2 separate regions of the Homo sapiens genome follow, and region 2 is linked to region 1. The links are chromatin loops, found by intact Hi-C in ENCODE. Cell type or tissue: mammary epithelial cell. All regions are shown on one strand.

Region 1 (8,000 bases):
TTCTTCCACAGATGCTCCTCAACTTACAATGGAGTAACAGCCCAATAAACCCATCGTAAGTTGAAAACATAATAAGTGGAAAATGCATTTAATATACCTAATCTATCAAACATAGTAGCTTAGCTTAGCCTATCTTAAACGTGTTCGTAACACTTCCATTAGCTTCGGGTTGGGCAAAGTCATCTAACACAAATACTATTTTATAATAAAGTGTTTAATATATCACATAATTTGTCAAATGTAGCACACTGTAGAGTATCAGTTGTTACCCTTGTGATCAAGTAGCTCACTGGGAGCTGTGGCTGACTTCTCAGCATAGTGAGAGAATATCGAACCAAATATTGCTAGCCTGGGAACAGATCAAAATAAAAAATTCAAATTACAGTTTCTACTGAACTCACACCATCATAAAGTCAAAAAATTGTAAATCTAATCATTAAAAGTTGGGGACCATTTGCAGTAAGAAACCCCTACATTACCTGTGATACTGATGTTGTTGAATTTTTTTGAATAGCATAAGTAAAAAGAAAGACCATGAAAGGGAGAATGCTGCATATGAATAATGTATAGCTAATTCTGTTTTTAGTCTAATTTTAAACCATTTAGAGCTAGCACATTGATTATATTTGCAAGGCACCATGCCAGGTTTATATATATATTTTTAAAACTCTGGCCCAGGATACATTTTAACTTATTTCCCATCTCCTAGTATCATCCTATTATTCATCAGATATGGAGACAAAAGTGGCTCCATCTTGGATGCTAATCTGCAGTGTTAATTTCTGATCAGCCCTAGTCCCATGAATACCACCTGATTGCTACTTTATTTACTGTCCCTAGTGTAAGAAACTGTGCTCCTGCTTTTAGAGCAAAGCAACCTTGATGTTATCATAAAAATTATAGGTTGTGACACACATAGCATTCTTTCTTGTTTTGGAGAGTTGCCTTTCATTGTCTTGCTGGAATACGTATACATTTTCCCTATAGTAGATAAGCCTTGGGTATGGGGAGTAACAGGTGCAGAGATCTACTTGTCTTGTGGCTATCCAAGGACATTCTTCTGTCTCTAAGTCCCAGAATAAATCCACCAACACCGACAAACTAAATTTGTCTGCCTCCTCTTTGGCTTCTTGGCTCCTTTAGAATTTGGGGGTCACTTTGCTTATATGACTCTTTCATGGAACATCAGATGATAATTATCATCCACGGCTTGAGGCCATTTCTTTCAATTTCTAAAACATTGTATTTGTAGTACATACAAATACTTTAATTCCAGTTCCTTTAATTCCTAGCTTCCTTTAATTCCAGATACATTTATTTCCCAGTCATTGTGGCAAAACTTTAATATATTCACAAATCTCATAATAAAATACCATCCTCATTATTTAAAATATACTAAAATGTGTATTTTCCCCAAATCATTTGTTTTTGCCACTCCTGGAGTTTGTTTGTACTTATGCATGGTGGAATATTTCGTTCTTAGCCAAAAGGAAAAAGGAGTCACCTTGTGACAACGCTGGTCATGGGACAAACATGATCGTCATCTTTGTCCACCTAGTTAATGGTTTCCAACTCAATCATTCATCACCCTTTCATAAATCTAAACCCCACCTTTTGTTATTTTCATGTTAGTTTTTATGTATTTGGTCATAAATCTTAAGTCAGAAAAATTACCTGTTATTTTTTGTTTTTCACTCTAAAGTCAAATCTGCCTTAAATGAAACAGCCGAGACAAATAATGAGGAAGAAAAGGAGAAACTGTTACATTTGAATGGATTGTGCTTCTCCTGCTTCACCCTCTCTTACTGTATTCCATGAAAGTGAACTCAGAAGCAAAAGAGGGGAATGAGAATGTTGACTTGATATTTACCAACTTTGCTCAAAACATATTTATAAGATGCTCATGTATTTCATTGGCTTTCACCGTAAGAAAATATGAAAAGCTGGGAACCACTATGGAGACATGATTAGGAAAGTGAGCCCTCAGCATTAACTACCTGAGCAAGGTACAATTGGCCCAACCATTTATGTTCCCCTTAAGGCACTTGTCACAGTCTGCCTTAAATTACAGTTATAGTTATGCATTTTTCTGTTCTATTTGATAAATTCTCTGAGGGCAGGATGCTGCCTAGTACATAACAAATAGTAATATTTGTAGAATAAATGGAATATTTTAACCACTTTTGCATACTCCCCAAAACAATAAGCTCACCCAGAAGCCTATTCAACAAACACATTGATTGAGTGCTCTAGCATGCACCTACTCTGTGCTATTGGGAATTATTTCAAAAATAAGCTCTTTCCAGGTTTCTCCTTCCTAGTAGCAAGCAGAGTGAATTCGACTGGAACTTAAATTGGAGTAAACTGTTCAGATATGAATTCATATCTCTGCTTTGCATGTTTAGTGTTTGAGAGTACAGCTAGAGTCTATCTTTAGTTAATGGCTCTTAAGGAATTTATTTGCAAGTAATTGCAATATTTATCACATTTTTAGTGTGTCAGAGCTAGGGACACCAAAATTTTCTTTTACCTCTTAAATCTGTTTTTTACATATTTATTACCCAGTGAACTGAGAAAAGGCTTTCAAAGTGCTAATATCTATCCTATCTCTTTGTCTGGTTTTTCCCTTCTGTGTTCATTCACAAGTAATAGTAGTTATCATTTACTCAGACTCTGCTATAAACTGGGTGCTTTATGCACTTGTGTTTAATTTTTTACAGCCTCACAAATTAAAGATTATAATGCTTGTTTTTCAGATGAGAATTAATTTACATAATCTTCATAACCTTTCAAGGTGTATTAGTCAGAGTTCTCCAGAGAAACAGAGCCAACAGGATGGATATATATCTATATATCTATTTTAAATATATGTCAATTAAAAAAATTTCACCAAATTGAGTTTCAAATATCTGATTGGCTTTTATTAGCGATTCATGAACTGGGCAGCATCCAGTCTACAAAGTAGAAAGAAACTCTGATGAGCTAAACAGAGTGGGTGAGTTTTATGGGCAGAAAAAAGAAGAGAAAAGCAGAAATAAAGAACAAATAGAGGGTTGGTCATTTCAAGGTTACTTTTCTTCTACAGATGTAAGCAAAATCTTGTTGGCCTAGTTGGATTCCACTGTTATCTCTCTTCTGATTTCTCACAAGGTCAAATCTTGCAAGTAAATAACGCAAGTTTTGGTTTGGTTATGTGACACTAGTATGAGTGACTCCATTTTGAACCTGCTGTCTGTTTGTTTGTTTGTTTGTTTGCTTTTTGCAGTTTAAGAGAGAGAAAAGAGAGAAAGAGAGAGAAAGGTATTGGCTTATATGGTTGTGGAGGCTTGGCAACTCCAAAATCTTCAGAGTAGGTAGGCGGGCTGCAGGTCTAGGGAAAAGGCTGCAAGTCAATGGCTGTTTGCTGCCAGAATTCCTTCTTGCTTAGGGGAAGTCAGCATTTTTCTACTAAGGTCTTCAGCTGATTGGATGAAAATCATACACATTATTAAGAGTAATCAGCTTTCCTCAAAGTCTACTGATTTCATTGTTAATCTCATCTAAAAAATACCTTCACTGAAACATCTAATGTTTGTCCAAATATCTGGATACCATGACCTAGCCAAGTTGACACATAAAACTTACCATTATACAAGGTAAATATTATGATCCCATGTTACAGATGAACACAGTAAGGCTCACAGATAGTAAGTAATTTAGACAATATAGTGTATTATGAGGTATTTGGACTTTATCAAAGGGACTTTTGTTGTCCAAAGCCCAGGTGTCTTTCACTATGTATGCTGTCTCTCAAATTAATGGTTTTTCATCTGAGCAGAAATACGTTCTCCCAGGGCCAAACTCTTGCTAAAAGAAGCATCCACTTGTCCTAACAGTATTGTATAGGTCTAATTTATCCACCGATATACATTTTGCCAAGGATGATGATCTGATCTAATGAAGTAGGCGCCTGTCATGATAAACATCTCTCTACCCAAGAGGCAGTGACATAAGTAAGGGAGTCATTCTGTCCTTCACAGTCTCTGGAAACTTTTTGATCCTTTCCATTCCTGATACCAACCCTTGAACTTAGGACCCTACTACTTCTTACCTAGAACATATATTACAGCATTTCATGTCTCTAGTTTTCACTTTATATTCCTAAATTCTGCATTTTATCAAGCCACCACCGGGCTCCCCTTCTCCCCTTCTTCCGTGCCTCTCAATTATCCACGGAATAAAGCTGAAGTCGTGCTAAGCATTAAAGATTATTTCCAGATGAGCTTCAACTACCTTTCCGGCCGCCGTTTTCATCTTTCACTAAGAACAATACACTCAGATTAAACTTGTCCCCGACAGGATGCATGGATTCATATGCTGTTTGATTTTTTTTTTTTTTTTTGCCACTTATGCCTTCGTGTTCACCTTTCCTCTTTTTCGCTTCTCAACGAAGTTTCCATGATCAACCCAACCAGCAGCTACTCTCCTTCCCCAGATCACTGAAGAGTGTAGTCGTTAGGTATTACGAGACCTCTATTTATGCACCCTCCTTATCTGTTAGAGAGAGGGCTGGCATCAGTGCCTAAAAAGGAGCCCCAAAGCCAAATGCAATCGGCCCTCTATTACCGGAGGATGCCCTGTATCCCGCACATCCACTCTGCCAGTGCAAGTGTTCAATAAATGCTTAATACATTCATTGATGAATGACCCAGAGAGAAAAACTGCAGTTCGTGGGACAAGGACGAAGTGGCCTCTCAGAGATGCGGGAGTGCTGGCTCTCCTCCACCCTCCCCGCCTTCTCCAAGCCCGGGTTCCCGCCCACCCCTCACTCCTGCTTGAGGACAGGGCAGACATTGCGCATGCCCCGTATCCAAGGCCGCCTCCGGGAGCACCTCCCATGCCGCTCCGCTCCCTCCCGGTGACCGGGCACGCGCGCTCGCTCCCGCAGAGCGTGCCCTGCGTGCGGGTGCCCGCCGAGCCCGCCGGGCGCTGGATCTCCGAGTGCCCCGGCCGGGGCCTGAGGAGCGGGCACAGGGCAAGGCGGCGGACGGCTGCGTCGCCCGAGGCGAGGAGGAGCGCTGGCGGTGAGTGAGGGCGCCGCGGGCGAGCGGGTCGGCGCCTCCGCGCGTGCGCAGCGCGGGACCGCCCGGGCAGGGGCGCGCGCCCTGCGGCCGGCCGGAGGGGCCGAGCGAAGCGAGGAGAGGCCGGGCTGGTGGCCGCAGGTCGGCCTCGGACCCACGGGACCAGAGGATCCCATATCCGTCCCCCGGGCTCGAGAGGCGCTGGCCGCGCGGGCTGGCTTTCCGAGGGGGGGGGGGTCCCAGTGGGGCGCGTCGGGCCCGCGCGGAGGTCCTGGTGCCGGGGGCGGAGGGGCAGGGCCGCCTCAGCCGAAAGACCGCGGGGAGGGGCGCACGAGCCCGCCTGGCCGTGCGGACGCCCGCGGGGTGCGCGACCCCGGAGGTGGCGGAGGTCCAGGCAGGGGGCGCGGTCGGGAAGCCTCGGCGCCTAGCAGGTGGCGGGGGCCGCGCCCCTCTCCCGGGGAGGCGCGCGGTGGGAAGCGGAGCAAACTTCCCCTAAGTAACTTTCCTGAGGCGCTGCCGGCGGGGACTCCGGGGACCGACGCTCCGGGTTTGCGCGGCCTCAGGCGCCGCGGGAACCCAGCGAGTGGCGGCGGGCGATGGCGGGGGCGGCTTCCTCCTGAGGCTGGACTAGTCCTCCGAGTTCTGAGTGGCATTTGTGGCCCGTTTGCTCTAAAAATAGACGTACAAGTTTGGTGTTCGGGAAGAAGGATGTTTGCTCTCTTGGGAAGAAAAGGCTTTTACCTCCTGGCCTTTTCAAAGAAAGTATTGTTCGGGCCTGCTGGGGATCCCTATTTATCAAGCAACCCATTGTCCTGTGTGTGCCTGGTGAAAGCGAGCTAATTCTATTATTAGTCCTCAAAAGACCAAGGGAGATCACGGTGCTTTTTCTTTTTTAAATATTCCCCGCCACCTCGCCAAATCCTGTAATACAGTTTCCCCAAACTTGGCTGCACAGAGGAGTCGCTGGGGAGTTTTAAAACTCTTAAAGCCCAATCGCACACCAGACCAATTAACACAGTGTATTTTTTAAAGATCCCCAGGTGATCGCGCAGCCGAGTTTGGAAACACTGGTTTAATATAAGAAAGTCAAGGCTTTAGTTTCACATAGTAGTAGCATTCAGTTTGTAATTGGTGAGATGAAACTCAAATTCATTTTCCTAGACAGGAACTCACAAAGAGCGGTTTGTTTCCCACCAGGGAGGGAGGGAAGCGTCTCTAACGGTTCAAACTTTGTGAACTATAATGTGACTCTAGCACTCAAAACAATTGTTCTAAGTGTTGTTTTGAATTTCTGTTGAGGTTACTAAGCCCGCTTTCACTGACTCCCTGCCCAGCCAAGGGCTTTCCCCTTCTTTTAACCCTACCTCAGTCCCCTACTCAACCCTCTGCCAGATCCCCTGTTTTAACTTTAACCTGAGGGAGGATCTTCCTCCCCCACAGGTTACTGGCTTTAAAGGGTTACTGCGGGTTCCCATAGCAACGAGTCCTCCAGGGGAAGTGGGCGGGTCCTCTTACCCTTGGGTTTCTGAACAGGACTCTTCCTTTTCGGAAGAATTTTTGAATCACCCTTTTTCATTTCTTGGCCTCAGCAGGTAAGGGTGAGCTTATGCAGTTCCAAGATGTTCTTTCTGAGATACTTACAGATTATTAACGCCGTTGTATGGGATGATAATTACTAGCAGCCATGTTCTTTCTTGATTTCTCATTCTTTCCCAATCCTTGCACTGATAACTTGTTTAACAAACTTCCAAAATGAAGTGGAAACAATGTTTTCTTTTCCTTTTTTAGCATGTTTTCTTGGAGGTGCACATGCCTAAGAATTGTATGCACTATTTCTCTAAAGCCCTAAGTTATATCTTATATTTAAAAATTTAAAAAAAATATAACTCCACATCTGTGCGGAAAAACTTTTGATAATTTGTGGCAAAAATGCCATGCTTAGCTTTTAAGTTGTTTTGTTCCTAGAAAGTACTCTGCCAACATTCTTTACAAAATGTTAAACTGCTTGTAATGTTATACTTTAACAAAGGAAAGGCACAATTAGTCTACACATTCTCCTACTTCCCTGCCCAAACACATGCATCCAAAGATCAATTTGAAAAAATGTTCATTTTTTTTTTTAATGCTCAAAACAGGTATGCTATAGACATCTAATTCCATTTTGCCTTGCAAGGAACTGTTAAAACTCTTCTGAACAAAATAGTACAGAAATAGGTCATTTAACATACTTGTTTTTAATTGTGTTTTTTAAAAAATATTTTAAACTTTGTAAGTTATCAGACTTTAGTCAATTCCAAAATACCTTTAGGATTCCAGTGATTTTTGAGTTTGTGTTGGGAGTTGAAATGGTTTTCTCTTACTAAAATCTATTTTATGTGCTGTTTAAATTTCTGTTAACTGAGCTATCAAGCAAATCCTGTAAGGTGAATTTTTCCCATTTACTGTGAGAAAGGAATACTGGTGGAAACCCCTATCATGTGATGGACCTTGTAGTTCCAGCAGTGATGCTGGGCTGCTAAAATAATAATCTTTCACTTAATCTTCCCTTCTTTCATCACACATTTAAAAATTACCTTTAAGCCTTTTCAATTTAGTATCTCTTTCAGCATAGTTGTCCAGTCTCAAATTCCTTGAAGGTGTGCATTAATGTACATTTATCGACATGTCCTTTGTTTATTCAAATTAAGCAAATACAGTTGAGAATTTGTTGTTGCTTTGTTTCTTTTAAAAAATTAAATAAAAAAATATTTCCTGTTGGGAGACATTTTGGGAATCACTGAAAAAAATTAAGAAAGTAAAAATCACCGTCATATCATCTAAAAAGAAACAACTGGTAATTAGATGATGTGCTTCCATTTTACTCTGTTTGTCTGCATAGACATACTTTTGAACAAAATTGGCCTTTAATTTTATCTGTAGTTTTAAATATTGCACTTTTAT
Region 2 (8,000 bases), 320 kb after region 1:
TTAAGTTTGATATAGCTCCATTTGTCTATTTTTGCTTTTGTTGTCTGTGCTTTTGGTGTCATAAAAGTCACTGCTAAGTACAATGCCGTGAAGATTTTTGCCTATTTTTTTCTAGGAGTTTTATAGTTTTAGGTCTTTAATACATTTTGAGTTAATTTCTATATATGTTGTAAAATAAAAATCCAACTTTGTTCTTTTGCATGTGGATATCCAGTTTTCCCAATACTATTTGTGTTCATTGTACATTAAGTAGTCTCGGTCTGTTTGTCAAAAATACACGGTGGTTTACTTTTTGGCTCTGTATTGTATTCCATTGATCTATTTGTCTTTATGCCAGTACCACACTGCTTTGATTACCATAGCTTCATAATATATTTTGAAATCAGGAAATGTGAGGCCTCCAGCTTTTTTCAAAATTGTTTTGAGTACACAGTATCCCTTCAGATTTTATATGAATTTTAGGAAGAATTTATATATTTCTGTAAAAAATGCTTGTGGGGTTTTGATAAAGATTCATTGTATCTGTAGATTGCTTTGGGTCGTATGAACATCTTAACAGTATTGTTTTCCAACCCATGAACATACTATGACTTTACAATTATTTGTGTCTGTTTTAATTTTTGTCAGCAAGTTTTGTAGTTTTCAGTATGCAAGTCTTTCACTTCCATAGTTTTCTAAATATTTCATTTGTTGTTGTTATTGTAACGGGATTATTTTCTTTATTTCTTTTTAGATTATTTATTGCTAGTGTATAGAAATACAACTCATTTCTATGTACTGATTTTGTATTCTGCAACTTTACTGAATTCATTAGTTCTGACACTTTTTTGAGTGTTTTTACATACAAGACCACATCATCTGCAAACAGAGATAGTTTTACTTCTTCCTTTCCTATTTTTATCATGAGAGGGTGCTAAATTACGTCAAATGTTTTTCTGTATTAATTGTAACGTTCATGTGACTTTTATCCTTCACTTTGTTAATGTCGTGTATTATGTTGGTTGATTTTTGTATGTCGAACCATCTTACATTCCTTAAATAAGTCTTACTGGTCATATGTACAGTCTTTTTAACGGGCTGTTCAATTTGGTTTGCTAATATTTTGTTAAACATCTTTTGTTAAAGATGTTTGCATCAACATTCGTTGGGAGTATTGGTCTCTTGTTGTATTGTGGTGTCTTTGGATTTGACATCAGAGTAATACTAGCCTCATGTAGTTAGCTTGGAAGTATTTTCTCATTTTAAACCTTTGGAAGAGTTTCGGGAGGACTGGTGTTAGTGATTCTTTAAATGTTTAATGGAATTATTCAGTGAAGCCATCTGATCCTGAGCATTTCTTTGTTGGGAAGTTCTGATTACTGATCCAATACCCTTACTAATGATAGGTCTCTTCAGATTTTTCTATTTCTTTGTGATTTAGTCTTTGGTAGGCAGTGTATTTCTAAGAATTTATGCATTTCTTTTAGGTTATCCAATGTGTCAGCACATACTTGTCCATAGTGTTCTCTTTTAATTTTTTATTTCTGTGGTATTAGCCATAATGTTCCCTGTTTTATTTCTCTTTTAGTAATTTGAGTCTTCTCAAATTTATTAAGTTGTTTAAAATTTTAAAGTCACAGCATTCTATTTTAAACTGGTAATAACAATTTCAAGTTCATATTAAAACTCTATTCTTTTGCAGGTCTCCTCTTCACTTTACGTTATTGATCTCACAACCTACATCTTGATATATTGTTTAGTCATTGGCATATATATAGTATTTTAAAAATGTTTTTGTCATTTAAATTATATGCATCAAATTTACAATAAAATAGGTTAGTATATTTGTTCATGTATTTACCTTTACTAAAGAACCTTATATTTTCTAAGCCTTTGTATTACTATCTATGGTTCTTTCATTCTAAGTTGAAGGTTTTCCTTTAGCATTTCTTCTAGAGCATGTTTAGTGGTAATGAACTCTCTCAGCTTTCATTTATCTGAATACATCTTAATTTCTTCTTCATTTTTAGAGGACACTTTTGCCGGACACAATATTCTTGGTAGACAGTTTTTGTTTTTTTTTTTTCTTTTAGGGCTTTGAATATATTCTCCCACTCCTTTTAGCCTACAAAATTTCTGCTGAATAATACGTTGATAATGTTATGGAAACTCCATTCTACATAACAAGTACCTTTACTGTTACTGCTTTTGAAATTCTTTCTTTGTTTTTTATTTTAGATAATTTGATTATAATATGCCTCAGTGTGGTTCCCTTTGGATTTATCCTATATGGAGCCCTTTGAACTTCTTCAATCACTATACCAATTTCTTTCCTCAGATTTGGGAAGTTTACAACCATTATTTCTTCAAATAAGTTGTATGCCCCTTAATCTCTCTTTTCTTTCTGGATTTTCCATAATACACATATTGGTTGCTTAATAGAGACCCATAAATCTCTTAGACGTTTTTTCACTTTTCTTTATTATTTTTATATATACTTTTTGCTCCGCTGACTCAATGATTTTAAATGAAGTTTCTTCAATATGCCTGATTCTTTCTTCTGCCTAATCAAGTCTGCTTTTGAATGCTACAAATACATTTTCAGTTCAGTTGTTGTATTTTTCAGCTTAGAATTTCTGTTAATTTTTTTCATAGTTTCCATCTCCGTGGATATTTTTATCCCATTTTTCTAATTTTGTTTACTTTGTGTAAATAAAATTTTGCTTAATTTTGTTTACATTTGTGTTCTCTTTTACTCATTAAGCATTTTTATGACAGCAGTTTTAAATGCTTTGTAAAGCAGTTCATAGATCTGCATTTCTTTAGGGTCAATTTCTGTCTTTTGATTGCGCCACGTTTTATTTACTTTATAAAACATGGGCCATGTTTTTCTGCTTTGTTGTTGATTAATTCTTCCCCTGACCTGTATACTGGCTTTGCACAGACGAGGGGTTTCACCAGTCAGCCTGGCTGGGAGTTCTAGACCCTCTCAAATGGTTTCAAATCTTTTCATCCCCCTTGTGTCTCCCTTTGGAACTGCACCTCTAGCATGCTGTGTACCCTGATTTCAGCTACTTCCAAATTCTGGCACCTGATGCCTCAGTGCTCTGAGTCAAGCCAGATAGAAACCAGTCCCCCAGGCTGCTCCTGGGCAAGACAATACATGGTCCACCCTTTTGTTTGCATTTGGAAAGAGGAGCCCTGTAAGATAGGTTTCCTCCCACTTGGTTTATGGTATGCTGCATAAGAGAAGAGGAATCAATAGGTATGCCAAATGCCCTGATTTTTACTACAGATTTCTCTGGAATTTCATCTTGATTCTATATGGCCTGGGTGCTGCAGCCTCCTACCTGGTCTCTAGAGTTTTCAGAGGTATTTTGGTACATATATTGTCATTAACTTGGTGTCTCTGTGGGGGAAGAAGGGCCAGTAGCTTCCTAGTCTGCCATCTTGCAGACTTGTCTGGATGCTCTTTTATGCAATATTTTTAGAAATCAAAGTAAATGCACAGAATTCATTATAGAATTTCAAAATTTTAACTAAAGGTAAGATCAGAGTGTATATTATATTTTTAAAGTAAAGTTCTTAGAGACCACTGACTTGTTACAGGTAATACATCTTTAATGCAAGGAAGAAAAGTTATGTGTGATTTAGTATGTTGTCACTAGTTCAGGCTCATAGGCTAAGATGGTTGCAACCACTTCAAGGAATAGATGGAATCACCTTATGGAAAACAGATTTTCCATTAGGCTAAGATGCAGAATTTTTAAAAAAGTGGAAGGAAAACAATGTGTTTTCAGATTTTTTTTTAAAGTTGGAGGAAAATAATGAAATACGAGAGGTACATTTTGTCTTATTTAATATGATCAGACAGCTTATGGTCAACAGATAAGCAAAAATGAAGGAAAACTTCGGATGGAAAAGTTAGAGGGCCAAAGTGTGTGTTACATAATGCATTCTTGCTAAGGCAAGTTAAAGAGGATATTTTTGATCCTCGTACCTTAATACTCAAAGGAGAAATGCAAATTTTGAAACAAAAGATATATTATCTGTTGTAAAATGCATCTTCCATTTTGCAAGTCCGTTTGGAAAAAGGTAGTAACTGAAAATTTAAACAGCAAAATTTTAAGTCTTATTAAAAATTTGTCTTTGAATTGTCCCTAAATTGGTAGATAAGTCTGAATTTTCTATACTCAATCCTGTCCAGCCTCTAGACTTCTAGATCTCCTCTCTCTGGCTCATATTTCTCTGTGTACACCTGCTCACATTTATCTTTGCTCAAGTCTACCCTCAGGAAGATTTCACATTTGTTAAGAATGTAAGCCAGTGCTCTCTCCTGCCTAGGCTCTTGCATTTAGATATTATTTCGCTGCAAGAGTAAAACAGCCTATTTACCTGTCAAAGGGATTTCAGACCTCATAGAGGAGATTGTAACTGCTAGTGGAGTGCAGTTGGGAGATGTCACACTTTCAATTTTGCTTCTGCAAAGGCTGCTCTTCGTAACATTGATCATGCAAAAAGAGCTACTGATGAGATAATCTTTCAAAAGTATATGAGATCGAAATGATGTTTTATATTGAGTTGAACCATCTTTATAGAGAAAAAACTTGATATGTCTGTACCATTTTTTGACATTTGTTTTCTAAACAGTCTGAGGATAATCAGCAACAAGTATTTTCCAAGAACCCTCAGACAGTTTGGTAGGATTAGAGACATGCCAAACTGACAGCCTCTTAGAATTAATGGTTCTACCTGGAGTAAGAATGCCACCTCAAAAATATTTTATGAACATATCCACTTATTTTTTTAGTTAAAACATTCTTATGAGCTTGTAATGTGTGCCAGGCATTGTTCCTGAAACTTGCTTTAGAGAAGATAACAGATAAAAATTCTTGTCGTCTTGGAGTTTACATTCTTCGAATTAGAAGGGGAGACATAGAGAAGACAATAAACATAATACTTAAATCTTATTGTGTATTACAAGATGGAAAGTTCCAAGGAAATCAAAGTAGGGCAGGGTCAGGGGTATTGAGAGTTAGGAGGGTGGTGCGAGTAGACTGCACTCTTAAATTGGTGCTCCTTTGCATAGCAATTCTTAAATACCCCTTTCTTTGCCTTCTGTAGGAGTCTACAAAGTATTTTTTTCTTCTGCAAAGATCCAGAATATAAATATTTTAAACTTTGTGGGCCATATAGAGTCTCTGTCACATTTTTTTTTGTTTGTTTTATATAAACTTTTAAGATATATATATATCTTTAAGATATCTTTAAGATATATATATCTTTAAGAGATATATAAAGTATTCTGAGCTCCTGGGCTATAAAAGAACTAAGAACAGACTGCATTTTGATTTTGATCATGGGCAGGAGTTTGCCAACCTTTGTCCCGGAAGACATCAAACTGACAAGGTTTGCCATGGAAAAGGGAAAAAGGTTGTTCTAATGACTTGATAAAGCCTCTATGATTAGAGTAGATATGTAGAGAAACAAGAGTCCCAAGAATGACTCCACATATCCTGAGTACCTTTAACTTGGCCAGTAAGAGCACACTTATAATATCCATTATTTTTAAGACATAGTTTCAGCAATACAAACCCATTTTTGACATTGAATGTGCTACCATATTTCTGTTAATCACCGATAGAAATAAGGGGCTGGCTTGAAGTAGCCATGTCTAGAGTAAAGCCCTTCCTGAAACGTGCTGGTTGAGAACATTTGACTGTGTTTTCTGGATTAGCAAATGGATATTGCCTTCAATTAGGCAACACACACAGTAACATGTGATATACTGAAGCATTTTTATGGGCAATCACTGGCTTATAACTGTGACATTTTTGGCATCTTGACAAAGGTGGCTTTAGGTTCTTTATATCTGAGGTTGCCAACTTAGTCGACTTGGGAGGCAAGCCCTTATTGGTTTCCAGGTTTGTCTTCTAAGTCAGTCTTTAGAGAAAGCCCAGATCTGCCACCTTGTCAAGGTGTGGGTAGGATCTGGCTGTGTCTGTAGTATGAGATGCTTATAAACATGAGACAAGACTAAGAGAACCAAACATGAGTGATGGAAAAGCACTGCCTGATTTGATGCTTGTCTTTGTCTCTAAACTCAGCTTCCTACTTGCCCACCGAACTCTGCAATCACCTCCACCATATCTGTTGCCAGCATATCCTAACCTTATTTCTTAGCACCTTTGCCCTTGCTATCTCCTCTGTCCTCAGCATGTTCTTCTTTCAGATAATCAAATGCCATGTTCCATCAACCCTCCATTCCTCTACTCAGATGCCACCTTTACAGAGAGCCCCCCATCCGTGGTCACTCTCTCTCAAGTGGCCTGGTTTTATTTTCTTCATAGCTCTGTGGCATGTGCATTTGGTGAATGAATACTTTTCTGTCTGTCCTCCCTAGCATCTAAGCGCCATGAGAGCAGGAATCATGTGCCCCCATGGTCCAGGAGAGTGCCAGACACAGAGCTGATAGTCAGGAAATGTTTGCTGAACAAGCAAAGGGAAACAGGAAGAAGATGAAAACACAGATGCACACTGGATACAAATGAGTTCCCCTAGATAACGCCGTCACCTGGGATATCACAGAGGACCACATGCAGCTGTGGTTCAAACTGTAGAGAACATAAGAGACTCCTGAAAAGAACAGAGCTTGGTGTGTTGACTTCTAAAAGCTGTTTTATCGGCATGTATCAATTAGAAATCTTGCTTAGCTAGCAATTGATTTTCCTAGCAATGATGATTAAGTAGCACAAGATGTAAAAATGCTCTCTGCGTCATCAAAGAAAATTAGATTCTGTTAAACACAGAACGTTTGTTAGATGTATTTCCTAATTATTTGAAAATCTGTGAGTCTCTATTAATCAGGCAACGTGATTAACTAGGAGAGCTTGTTCCCTGGCCTCGCAAGGCAACACTGGGTTTGCTGTAATGTGACTGCTTAAAGCCAGCAAGTCTGTAAAAATGTCCAGGAGGAAGCAGGAGGCAAATATATTTTAACTATTCATGAGTTGATGTAAAAGCCAATTGTAGGGAAAATTGATACAGAAAAAAAAAACCCAAAAAACAGTCAGACTGATTCTTGGTGTTTCACACTACTAGTAATATCCAGTACAAAGCTATGAAATTACAGATAATGAAGGCTTAGCAATCTGCTATTACCTATCACCTCTAGCTGAGTTTTATTCCTTCTTCCAGTAAATTAACAGAGAAGATTCTTCAACAGAGCCTTACTTGGGAAGAATAGGGTTTGGAGGAAGAGAGTGAACAGATTGACATTGCTCCTGGCTGTCCAGAAATAACCAAATGGAACATCTTGCACCTTGTGTGGCAAGCCAATCAATATCTTTTTTATTTCAAAGTCATAAAAATTTGAATATGGAAACTGTACTGTGAGAACTGGACCAGCAGGGGACATACAAATAAATAAATAGCAGATATCAAAGTTCAAATGGCCATGGCAATTTCCTCACTGTTTTTGTTTTTTGTTGACCTGAAATTGCAGCATACGCCTAATAAGTCTTTGATATGAAGTGATGTATCACTGTATGAAGAAAGAATTCATAATGACTCTAAGTCGCTGTAGCAGCTTCTTTTGTAAGTGGGGTAAAGAGAACATTTGAGAGGTAATGAGTTTTAGGCCCAATGCACTTGGGGTGGAGAAAGTTAATAACCACAGGGAAGAAGACATTAGTAAAAGAAGCCACTCTTATTCAGAATAGTAGAGAGGGTTTTAGCTCAGAACGTCCAGAGTGGGAAAAGAAAAATAAAGGGGCAGGGCAGAAAGCAACACAGTCCATTTACCTTATAATAGAAACATAAAACTCATTAAAAAAAGAAGGAAAGAAAGAAAGTGCATCTTGGTTTCTGTCCATCAGGTAAGAAGCTTGGAAGCTGTCACTCCATCCTAACAAGTAAAAAACTGGAAACTGAAAATCAACAACTCTTCTTAGCTATCGGAGAATTGAGGTCACAGGACAAACTGCTGCCCTAAAAATTGAAGAAACAGACAGGCAGATACA

The links. Peaks named below come from ENCODE experiments on the same cell type or tissue, not always from the same donor. Only the 100,000 strongest peaks of a DNase experiment are listed, where the experiment ranks them.
Region 2: it touches region 1 in a loop (3-fold over the local background); 2 of 110 quality-filtered maps call a loop at or near these places.

Annotation. Positions count from the first base shown.
Region 1 is chr20:11,885,892-11,893,891 of GRCh38, forward strand. It overlaps a transcript of BTBD3 not described here. Among named protein-coding and RNA genes, the nearest start is that of LINC00687, 19 kb to the left of the region's middle. RefSeq lists a silencer at 4,852-5,051. In mammary epithelial cell, no CTCF peak of the experiment used is centred here; DNase peaks (open chromatin) are centred at 4,910, 5,790 and 6,540; H3K4me3 peaks cover 2,788 bases; H3K27ac peaks cover 2,679 bases.
Region 2 is chr20:12,205,027-12,213,026 of GRCh38, forward strand. No RefSeq gene overlaps it. Among named protein-coding and RNA genes, the nearest start is that of BTBD3-AS1, 290 kb to the left of the region's middle. In mammary epithelial cell, a CTCF peak has its summit at 3,010; no DNase peak of the experiment used is centred here; H3K27me3 peaks cover 197 bases.